Linked DNA regions of Mus musculus: region 1 is linked to region 2. Evidence: chromatin loops called from intact Hi-C (ENCODE). Cell type or tissue: left cerebral cortex. All regions are shown on one strand. Each heading gives the region's core, and the rest is flanking DNA. Links, peaks and the distances in the headings are about the cores only. Region 1 overlaps 1700072B07Rik (RIKEN cDNA 1700072B07 gene). Region 2 has its middle 18 kb from the start of 4930461G14Rik.

What was found. Hi-C counts contacts between places; a loop is a spot of excess contacts. Peaks named below come from ENCODE experiments on the same cell type or tissue, not always from the same donor. Only the 100,000 strongest peaks of a DNase experiment are listed, where the experiment ranks them.
Region 1: a loop joins it to region 2, with 3.0 times the contacts of the local background. A loop is called at or near these places in 3 of 42 quality-filtered maps.

What each region holds. Positions count from the first base shown.
Region 1 is chr9:58,372,316-58,377,689 of GRCm38, forward strand. It overlaps 1700072B07Rik (RIKEN cDNA 1700072B07 gene), which reads left to right. Exons shown (of 3, transcript NR_040727.1): 2 at 1,356-1,416; 3 at 1,622-1,868. Among named protein-coding and RNA genes, the nearest start is that of 1700072B07Rik, 4.5 kb to the left of the region's middle. In left cerebral cortex, for the core only: a CTCF peak has its summit at 2,053; a DNase peak (open chromatin) is centred at 1,950.
Region 2 is chr9:58,434,415-58,439,788 of GRCm38, forward strand. No RefSeq gene overlaps it. Among named protein-coding and RNA genes, the nearest start is that of 4930461G14Rik, 18 kb to the right of the region's middle. In left cerebral cortex, for the core only: no CTCF peak of the experiment used is centred there; DNase peaks (open chromatin) are centred at 1,707, 2,081, 2,417, 3,353 and 2 more places; H3K27ac peaks cover 3,600 bases.

The sequences.
Region 1 (5,374 bases), core at 157-5,156, 62 kb before region 2:
AGCCCCGGCTACTCGTATTACTGCAGCCTCATAGAAACGATACAGAGGCTTAATATTCAAGCAATTCAAGGAACTCCACAGAGCACGAAGGGCCTGAATCTGACCCACATATTTTCAGATACTCTTTAAGAAATGGATTTATTTGTGTGTATGAGTGTATGTTCATGCGTGTGTGTGTGTGTGTGTGTGTGTGTGTGTGTGCACAATTGTGTACTGTACTGGCTGGTTTTGTGTGTTAACTTGACACAGGCTGGAGTTATCACAGAGAAAGGAGGAAATGCCTCCATGAGATCCAGCTGTGAGGCATTTTCTCAGTTGGTGATCCAGGGGAGAGGGCCCATTGTGGGTGGTCCTGGGTTCTATATGAAAGCAAGCTGAGCAAGACCGCGGAAGCAAGCCAGTAAGCAGCATCCCTCCATGACCTCTGCATCAGCTCCTGCTTGATTTCCAGTCCTGACTGCCTTGGGTAATGAGCAGCAATGTGGAAAGTGTAAGCTGAGTAAGCCCTTTCCTCCCCAGCTTGCTTCTTGGTCATGATGTTTGTGCAGGAATGGAGACCCTGACTAAGACATGTGCGTGTGCTCAGAGTCCAGGACGAGGCATTGGATGTCCCCCTCGAAGGAAGCTTCTCATCTTAAACCTGGGGCCCCCTCTTTCCCCACTAGCCTAAAAGCCAGCAAGCCCCAACTACTCTGTCTCCTCCTCTTCTACTTCAGAGCTGGGGTTACGGGTTTGTGCCAGATGCCCAGTTTGTTACATAGGTGCTGGCATCCAAATTCCTGTCTTCATGATTGTGCAGTAAACACTCAACCCTGAGCCATCTCTCCGGTCTCATTTGCAGATTCTTACCAGCACTTTATGTCTCCTGGGTCTCCTGGAGCTAAAGAGTCCCTGCTTCCACTTGTGTATATAATTGCCAAAGAGTTTGGACGCCAGTTTATTACTTTCCCTTTATGCATCTCTGTCTCTCTCTGTCTCTCGCTCTCTGTCTGTCTGTCTGTCTCTCTCTGTTTCTCTCTCCAGATTTCTGCTTTAAGTATCTATGCATAGAGATGCTTCAGGGCATGAGAGCCGTAGGTTCTGGACTGGCATGCTTGGGATTAGCATTACAGAAGGCCACCTGGGCCATCTTTGCCCTTAGGAATCTGGCTGTTAGCTGATGGGCTGCGTTGGTGAGGAGGGAGGGGGCCTTCCAGGGATCAGAGGACTCTTACCTCCAGACATTTCAGACTTTTACCTTGTTATTTTGGTTTTGGTTTAAAATAGTATGTCATTGACCTGGAATTTACTAAGTAGGCTAGGCTCACTGGCCAGCAAGCCCTGGGTCCTGCCTATCTCTTGCTTCCCTAGCACAGGAATGTTGGTGTCACCATATCCAGACTTTACCTGAGCCTGCAGAGGAGTGATTGAGTGCAGGTAAGAAAGCTCTTGGGTTGTGGTGCCAGGCAGACTTGTGTCTAAATCCAGATGGGGACAAGTGACCAGTACATGTAGCTTTTGACTCTTGCACAGCCTTAGGAAAGTGGCTTGGGACTAAACCCCTTTTCTCCCAAGAGAAAAGGTTACACTAAGCTTTTGTGGGGCACATCACTTTGCTGCAACCACCTTTTCCCCATTCCAGGCTCCAAGAGCGCTCCTTTGTTCTGCTTAAGCTTGTGCGTCATATGGCTCCTGGCCAGCCTCCCTGCTAGATCTCTTCCAGGTGGAGAGAGAGCGAGGGCCTTTACCTATGGCACAGAAGGCCATGTGAAGGTCATCATCCCGTGTTGGTGGCAGACTGAGACCTCTGGTTATAGGGGGGCAGACACCCACTGTTGAAGTTGCTCTTATTCCCTCTCATCTATGTGACTAAAGCGTGATTCCATCTGGTGTTGGGTGACTTGTGTGTTTCTTGGCGACACCTGCCAGCCGCGGAGTGGGTTGATACCCTGAGCCTGCTGCTCCTGGCAGCAGGCTTTGTTGTACCATTTACCATCTTCCACACAATGAGACTCCTCCCGGGAGGCGGAACAGAAGTCATCCGTCTGACACCATCTCTTCTTACCCTGTATGAATCTCTCCCCGGCACCCTGTGGGGAGGGGTGGTAATGCCTGTTGGGCTTGAAGGATAAATGAGGGAGTGTCTGTAAAGAGTCCAGCAGGGCTGGCAAGCACAGTGGCACCAGCACCCAGTTCTTACTTCACCCACAGCTTCACCATTGCTATTCACTATGCCCAGGGATTGTTCATAAAAATCACCGTGATGAAGACAGTCAAGATGCCGCCTGATTCCTTGAGGCTTGTAGTAACATCTGTGCCCATGTTCAAAGACCCTGTGAACCTGTCAGTTTCTGCTCCTCTGCATATTGGAACCTAAACACACACACACACACACACACACACACACACACACACACACACACACACACATACACACGAAAGCACAAAGCAGCAAGACCAATGTGAGGAGCCGAGTTGACTTGCGTTCCCTTCGTGCCAATACCACGTGGCACAATTCTGAAATGTCATTCACTGCATCTCTGTTACTAGTACCAGCCCCCTCAGAGTATACCTCCCAGGACCCCTGGGATCTGGGACAGTCAGGGCTCTTCATAGAAATCATGCACACTGGAGCTACTTTGTTGTACCTTTCTCTTCGCCCCTCCTTGTAGGGAGCTAGGATAAGTTTAGATTTTTGGGTGTCAGGCTTTCTGCCCTCACTCCCACAGAGCGGGGTATTTCTGACAATGCTGGAGATGGCTGCGTGTCATGTGTCACCTGTGATAGGAACAGGGCGCGGGTGGAGCTGGAGGCAACAGTGCTCCTCTGAGCACTGACATGGTTGGGGTCTCCCTGAACCAGAGCAACCCACCCACACTATGAGTCTTCTGTACTACTTGGGGTGCCTAGGAGTTATTTGTTGCCTTTTGGGTCACTTCCCAGTTCTTGGGGAACCCACCTTCCAGCTTACTGGCTACAACACTAAAAATGACCCACAGGAACCATTCCAAGTAATGTCAAGCTGGGGTGACAGTTCTTTGAATCCCGTGCTGTCCCCGAGGACTTTGCTCCCAGCAGCCCCGTGGGGAGAGCTGTTCTGGAAGCTGCACGCGGTCATGACGGGGCAGGTGGGGGGGTGGAGGGCTGGGGAAACGCTGCAGCCCAGATTGTGCGGAGAATGGAAAGAGTGAAATGGAGAGGAAAAGGGACAAGACATTCCTGAGCACACCAGGGACAGCTAATGGAGGGAAATAACGTGGCTAATTACGTCTCTGAAGGCTATCCATTCCAAAATAAATTTTTAATGAAAAAATAATGCATGCTCCCTGCAACTTAAATCTGGTGGCGAAGGGAATGAGCTGAGCCTCTCCGTGCAGCCAAGAGCAGTGATGTGTATCTCGGAGCAACAGTGCCTTCCTTGCAGGTCATTTCCCTGATGTCCTCAGCCCCAGCAGGCATTTGAGGCAGGGTTCCACGGAAGCCAAAGGAATGGAGCAAGGCAAATTCACATCCATTCCAGGAGCGACTCCCTCACACCATGCATGCTCAGGTGTGTCTGCTCTTCTTGCGCCGAGCTTCCTCCAGGAAGGGACCCTTCCAGCTTCCTCCTCCACCTTCTCTGCCAGGGAGGGCTGGATCTTAAATACAGGGGTATAGAGGTGAACTCTTTTTTTTTTTTTTTTTTTTGAGATGGAAGCTATTATCTTTGTTTAGTAAGTGAGGCTGGGAGAAAATGAGCCCTTTCCCTTCTCTGAGACAATCTGTAGACCCGAACATGGAGAGAGAAGCTGGAGAGTCAGAGTCTGACACAACTGGACTCATGTTCTAGTCTTAGAGCGGATTTGTCATACGGTCCAGGGCAAGTCACCATTGCCTGTGGAATGGGGCCCTTGCTAGATTTGCTGTGTGGTCTAAGTCATCTCCATAAAGCCCTCAGCTTACAGCACTCAGCTCGCAGCAGTGTCTTAGCACATTGCAAGCATGCAGGAAACAGTGGCTCTTTGGGGGTAGTGTGTTCTAGAAAACACTGAAGCAAATCTTGAACCCCTTCATGAAACTTGTGAGACTTACAGCCTGTCTGTGGCTGAGGTGGACAGCAAGGAACATTGGGTCAGCTGGGGAGTCACTGAGGCTGCTGCTGGCCCTTGACCTCAGAAAGACTCTATGATCAAGGGGTCAGTCCTTGTTCCAGTGCTTGGGAGGCCAAAGGGTGGAGGCAGCAGGAAGCCCTGGAAAAAGAGGCTGATGTGCTCTAAGGCTCAGAGGAACCCAAAACACATGGGCCTCAGACATTCTAGCATTTTGTGACACTCCTCAAATTTAGGAGTCTGTGAGCACCCCTAAATCTATGAGCACCTCTAAAAGTCAGGATGCCGTGCTTCCAGTTCACTCCTCAACATATTCAGAGCCACGGACACAAAATATGTGCCCAGATCTGCACACTACACATTGCAACATGCCTGCACTTCCATACTTCCCTAGACAGTTTCCTCTGGGGAGAGCCTACACTCTGCAGTATCCTGCATATGTGCTCACAACCTGCACACGTGTGCACACATACAGACATACACACATACACACACAGACACATACACAAACACACAGAGACACAGTCATACAGACACACACACACATACACAGACACACACAGACACATACACAGACACACACACACAGACACAGTCATACAGACACACATACATAGACACATACACAGACACACACACAGACACAGTCATACAGACACACAGACACAGTCATACACACACACACACAGACACAGTCATACAGACACACACACAGACACATACACAGACACACACACACAGACACAGACATACAGACACACACAGACACAGACATACAGACACACACACAGACACAGTCATATAGACACACACACACACAGACACAGTCATACAGACACACACAGACACAGTCATATAGACACACACACACACACACACACAGACACACATACAGACACAGTCATACAGACACACACACACAGACAAATACACAGACACACACACACAGACATACAGACACACATACATAGACACATACACAGACACACACACAGACACAGTCATACAGGCACACACACACAGACACAGCCATACAGACATACACACACAGACAGTCATACAGACACACACACACAGACAAATACACAGACACACACACACAGGCATACAGACACACACACACAGAGACATACAGACACACAACACAGACACAGTAACTCACAGGTCCCCCAATGAGCTCCCTTTACAAGGAAAGCACATGTGGGCCTTGGTGGTCATGGTGGCAATTCCCAAGAGAAGCCATCTCTAGTGAAATTCTAAGGGGCCAAGGAGGGAGTGGGCAGGAGAAAGGCTTACGAGGGACACAG
Region 2 (5,374 bases), core at 247-5,246:
TGAGTAAGACAAACACAGATTAGTCAAGGTCTGTCAGACCCAATTACACCTCCATGGAGCCCGTGGAAGCATTATTTAGTCCACAGGTCCCTCTGATTGAAGCATGCCAGCCCCCACTGTCTCCTGTGGGGAAAACCTTAGCTTCTGACCACACAGGGGAATCAAAAGAGTCCCTCTCAGTCACTGAGTAAAACGGGTCAGAAGTGGTATCTATGGTTCACTGGGCTCAGCAAATAGAGAAGCCGTTACATTTCCTTCTTAACCCAGGATTAGAGGAATAGGTAGAGGCAAAGAGCAGGCTGGGGTCATTCACGGTCCTTGGCCCCCAGTCAAACTTTTTTCCAGCAACTGGAAGATTGTTAGAAACCGAGCAATAATCTGGAAAAACATCAGAATTGTTGTGTGGTGTGTGTGTGTGTGTGTGTGTGTGTGTGTGTGTGTGCGTGTGTGCGTGCGCGTGCCTGCGGTGAAGAAGATTGCTGAAGGGGAGTAAAGTAACCTCCTTGCATGCACATCTGAGCTAACCCTCCTTATCCTCCTATCCCATTCCTATCTATTCTGGCAAAGAATGAAGCCCGATAATTCCAAACACCAAGTCTATTTAACTTGGGGCCTCATTACAGAATTATTTTTTCATCAGGAAATCTGATGAGGCAAAATGGTGTTTGGTGTTAGCAAATATTGAGCCAGTTAGCTTCCCGAGGGTTCCCACTGGAGGGAGGGTGCTGGGAAACTCTGTTGTGACTGCCCATCTGAGAAGATCCAACACCTCTCTGCTGTGGCCTAGGCTATGGCCCCTCCCTGAAATGTTCCAGAGCAGTGGTTCTCAACCTGTTGGTTGTGATCCCTTTGGAGAGTCAAACAACCCTTTCACAGGGGTCTCCTAAAACCAGCGGAAAACACAGCTGTTTACATTACAATTCATAACAATAGCAAAATTACATTTATGAGTAGCAAAAAAAAATAATTTTTATGGTTGGGGCTGGGTCACCACAACACAAGGAACTCTATTAAGAGGTTGCAGCATCAGGAGGGTTGAGAACCACTGCTCCAGAATGTCCCCTCCCCTTGTCAACCTGGTGAAGAACCATGCCTGTCACGTTGGGCCTCACCACACCTAGGCACTGTGCATGCCAGGGAGGCATTCTGCAGAATGGGCTGCATCCCCGGTGGCTTTCTGAACTTAAGAGAGATTGTCACTCAAACTGCCCAGGAAGCAAGGTAGATGTAGGACTCTTGACTGACACCAGAGCCTAAGGTTAAGTTAGGTTGTGCTGCCTCTCTTTATAGATAGAAGTTCTAGACCCTCAGGAGACCTGAGCCCCTGTATTGTTTTCCGTTCTTTCCAGCCTGATGCTTCAATTCAATGTCCATCAAACCGGAAAGTTTGGAGCTAGAGTTAAAAGTCTACAAACTGCAGGAAAACCGAAGCCTTCTGAGCAGATCTCATGCTGTGGAAGTTAGCTTCTCTTTATTTTGTTCCAGCCTTCTGCCCTTGGTTTTAGGGACCCTGGCTGAGTCTGGCACTACCAGGGCATGCCTATTTGTTCCTGGCAGTTTGGAGCAGGAGGATTTCAGATACTGGGGTTTGGGTCTCTCCTGTGCACACAAGCACCTCTGTGTGCTTTGCCATACTCAGCCTGGGCATGTTCCCAGGCAATGAGAGCCAGCTGAGGGGGATGGGAGCCATTGCTGGGTCCCAGGCCTGATGCAGAATAGCTTCTCCATATAGGAAGGACTGTCACCCTGATAGCCAGTGGAGCTTGGACAGAATCCTTCAGATTCCCCCTTGCCATCCAGGGGAGCTTAAACCAAGAGTTTCCAGCTGGGCAGGAGGACCATAGGGTAAGCCATGCCCTGGGTACTGGCTGTCTGAGTGCCCAGCTGTGCCCACATTACCCCTGTGCATTCCCAGACAAGCTTGCCTACACTATCCATACTTGGGACAAAACAGCCCTACAAGAATGAATCAATGGCCCTGAGTCACTACAGCTCGAATGCTATCTCCCTGCTCTCCCCTCTCCCCCTCTTCCCTCCTCTGGGCTTCAAGCTCCTCTCCTTGATTCTTCCTTTCTCTCCCTCCCTCGCTTGCTCTTCTCTTTTTCGCTCTCTCTCCCACACAGCTGCCTCTTAAGAATGCCAGACGATGGTTCCTTGCTGCTTTGTAGTCCCAAAGCTCCAGAAGGCCTTAGGGTTACAGTTTTACTGTTCTTTTTCCATTAGCAAAAACTCTCACTGGAACTGGACAACCCTACTCAGGGTCCCCTGACCTCTATCCACAAGAATGCGCCCTTCTCTCCAGCCTTTTACCTCCACTGATGGTTTGAGCGCATATGCGTACTTCCAGGCATATGTACAGGCATGCCCACATCACCACTTCCTGCCTGAGTAGATCAGAGACCGAATAGATGGCTTAGGGATGTGCTCAAGAGGTAGGAAGGTGGGAGGCCCTCTGGCAGACAGAGGAGGGTGGCTTTGGCAAACAAAGGATGACAAAAATGGAAGTATTTACATTGTCAGTGTGTGGAGGTACTGCGTATCTGCCAACTGCAGGCTGAGCTGATGACAAATGGTGGTTATGATGCCCAAGAAGTGCCTATAAACCTAGGGGTCACCTAAAATCCATCTCTGGGCAAACTTGGGCAGCACTATGGTCTGGGTAATCAGTGGACGGCCTCAGAGCTGGGGTGTGGCAGCTATGCCATAAAGGCATAAAGGCCACAGAAGGTGAGGCACTGGCCTAGGTCACAGTCAAAAATTCTATAAAGGCCAGAGAAGTGAGTGGGAATTTTAGGTGTCCCACACTAAATAGTACATTGCAATGACTCAATCCTGCTAATGCTGCATGAATCTGCCAGCGATGATCCGTGATGAATGCACGCATCTGTGTACCATAAAACTTTATATGGGGGCACTGAAATTTGAACGCCATAAAAATTATCTCATATCATGAAATATTATTCTTCTTTTGACTCTTTCTTCAATCATTTAAAAATGTAAAACCCATTCTTCATTCACAGGCCGAATAAAAATGGGGAGTGGAGGCCTCTGCTTGCTGATCCCTGAGCCAATGGGAGTAGGAGGCAGAATCTGGCTTCTGCATGATAGAGAAGCTATCAGATAGACAGCAACCCCTAGGCCTCTGCTTCAGGGCCTCCGAGGAGCTTTTTCTCTCTAGGGAGAGAAGCCAGAGCTAGGCATAAACCAGCATCTAGGGCCTTCAGAAGTTCTAGTTCTTCTTGCAAATCACTAACGCAGCATTTTGATGGCAATTCGCTTCCCATGTAGCCTGCCTACTGGGAGAGATGCTCATCTGCCAAGACAAACATCCGCTGCACTTGAGTAGCATCTTATTATAAATTAATAAATTGGCATCGGGTGCGTATATAAATATCAGTCCCCGTGAGCTCGGAACATGCGTCTGCCACAGGAAGATGAATCTGCTTAGCACTCAGCTCACACAGCAGCTTCCCGAGTCTCCGAGTCTAGCAGCCAGGCCCTCTGTACTTTCTCTAGGTTGATGCTGTCTTTAAAGGCCTCCAGGCTGCCTGCTGGCCAACTCTCACTGCCTCTACTGCCCAGCTCGCTGTGATGCAGGGTGGACTAGCCTGGTGCCCAGGTGTGGATAGAGGAGTCAGAGGTGGGTAGGAAAATAAATGAGGAGGTGATGGTGGGTGGCTGGGATGGGTGAGCATAATCAGTACGTCTGTGCCCACTGGTTAGAGTACTTTTGGTGGCCACAACAGGTGACAAGATAGCCACATATGTCCTGAAGGTAGAAGAAAGAGTTAAGAGCTCGAACATAGTAAGGGCCCGATACATTCCAGCTCTAAGGCATAGCACCAGCTCTGACTCACTTTTCTCCCTTTCTTACTGCTTTCAGGACCTCATGTTCATGTGTTTGACCCTCACAGGCCTGACTCAGGCCCTCCCTGACTCAGTTATTAATTAAAACACAATTCTCTGTGTTCTGGCCTTCCAGGAGCATTTGGGCATATACTCTCAAGCCAGGGAGCCTCCAGCCTTTATTGATCATCAATGCTAAATGTTTTGCCCCAGATCCCACTTACAGGTCCAGAGCTCTGCACAAGAGAAATCTCCCTCTCGTTTAGGCTTCCAGAATGGAGTCCCATTCCACTGCTAACCTTCACCCATCTCTGCTACTTTCTTAACAGTGCAGTCTCCATCAGTGCCTCTGACCTCCTGCAAGTCAGGCTAATGGCTCGTTATTCTTGGATCGTTGAGTCCTTTCTTCTAAGAAGCCCTCCCTGATCGTCACCAGTGGAGACCACTTACTTATGGGATGTTATAGCTCTGCACCTATGGCTCATCATTACACACAGAGGTGTGTGTGTGTGTGTGTGTGTGTGTGTGTGTGTGTGTGTGTGTGTGTGTTGGGGGCTGCTCCAAGGCCTCCCCACCTCCCTTTCCTCTCCTCCTGGAGTTGAGACAAACTGAGCCTCTATAGGTGCTGAGCAGCAACTAGCAGGGCTGATTGCTCCATCTTAAATGAGGACTCGCTTAATTTTCCCAGCACAGCTTCCACGGGCGGATGCGCTGAGGGAACGCGGCAGGCCCGTTGGAGGAGGCAAACCGCTAGAAAATAAACACCCAGCCCAGCTATTATTACTTTTTGTTGTTGTTCATTTATCCCCTGCTTGGCTTCTGATAGGCTCCAGGATGGCTAAATAAAGCCAGGAATCGACTCCCCTCTCTTCAGCACGCCATCTTCGGCGAGGGAGAGCTCGGTCTGCGGCATAAATTAGCGGAAGCCGGAGTGTAAAAATATGATTCTGCGAACAAACAAAAGCCTCCAGTCATGAGACCCGCGGTGGCTGAGCCGTTCCCACTGCCGTCAGCTCTGTTTCCAAGCAATTAAAAGGCAGAGGGAGGAGAGAGATCAGCAGGCCTCTGGTGGGCAGGGGGGAGGTGGGTAGCAGCCGGCACATCCCCTGAGCCCCCACTGCCACCCAGGAGCACCTCTACGCTGGTGCCAGTGAGCCGATAAATGAGAGAGTTCTCTGTCTGCCCCCAAGGTGCTGAGGCACCTCCAGGATTGGTTCTGTTCTTTTTGCCTCAGTTTCTTCATCTTTACAATAAGCATAATAGCAGCATGCAGTGGCTCACGTCTGTCACCCCAGCACTAGGAGAAGCAGAAGTAAGAGGATCACCTCCTGACTGAGGCCAGCCTGGTCTACATCGTGAGTACCAAGCAAGCTTGGACAACACGGAGAGTCGGTACAAGTATATACATACATACAGGCAAACCCCCATATGTATAAAATAAAAATAAAGTAAAACTCAGGGCTGCTAGCCCTAGCCCAGGGTCACTGCATCAATCAATCAAGCCCATATGCAGAACGAGAAGCACAGC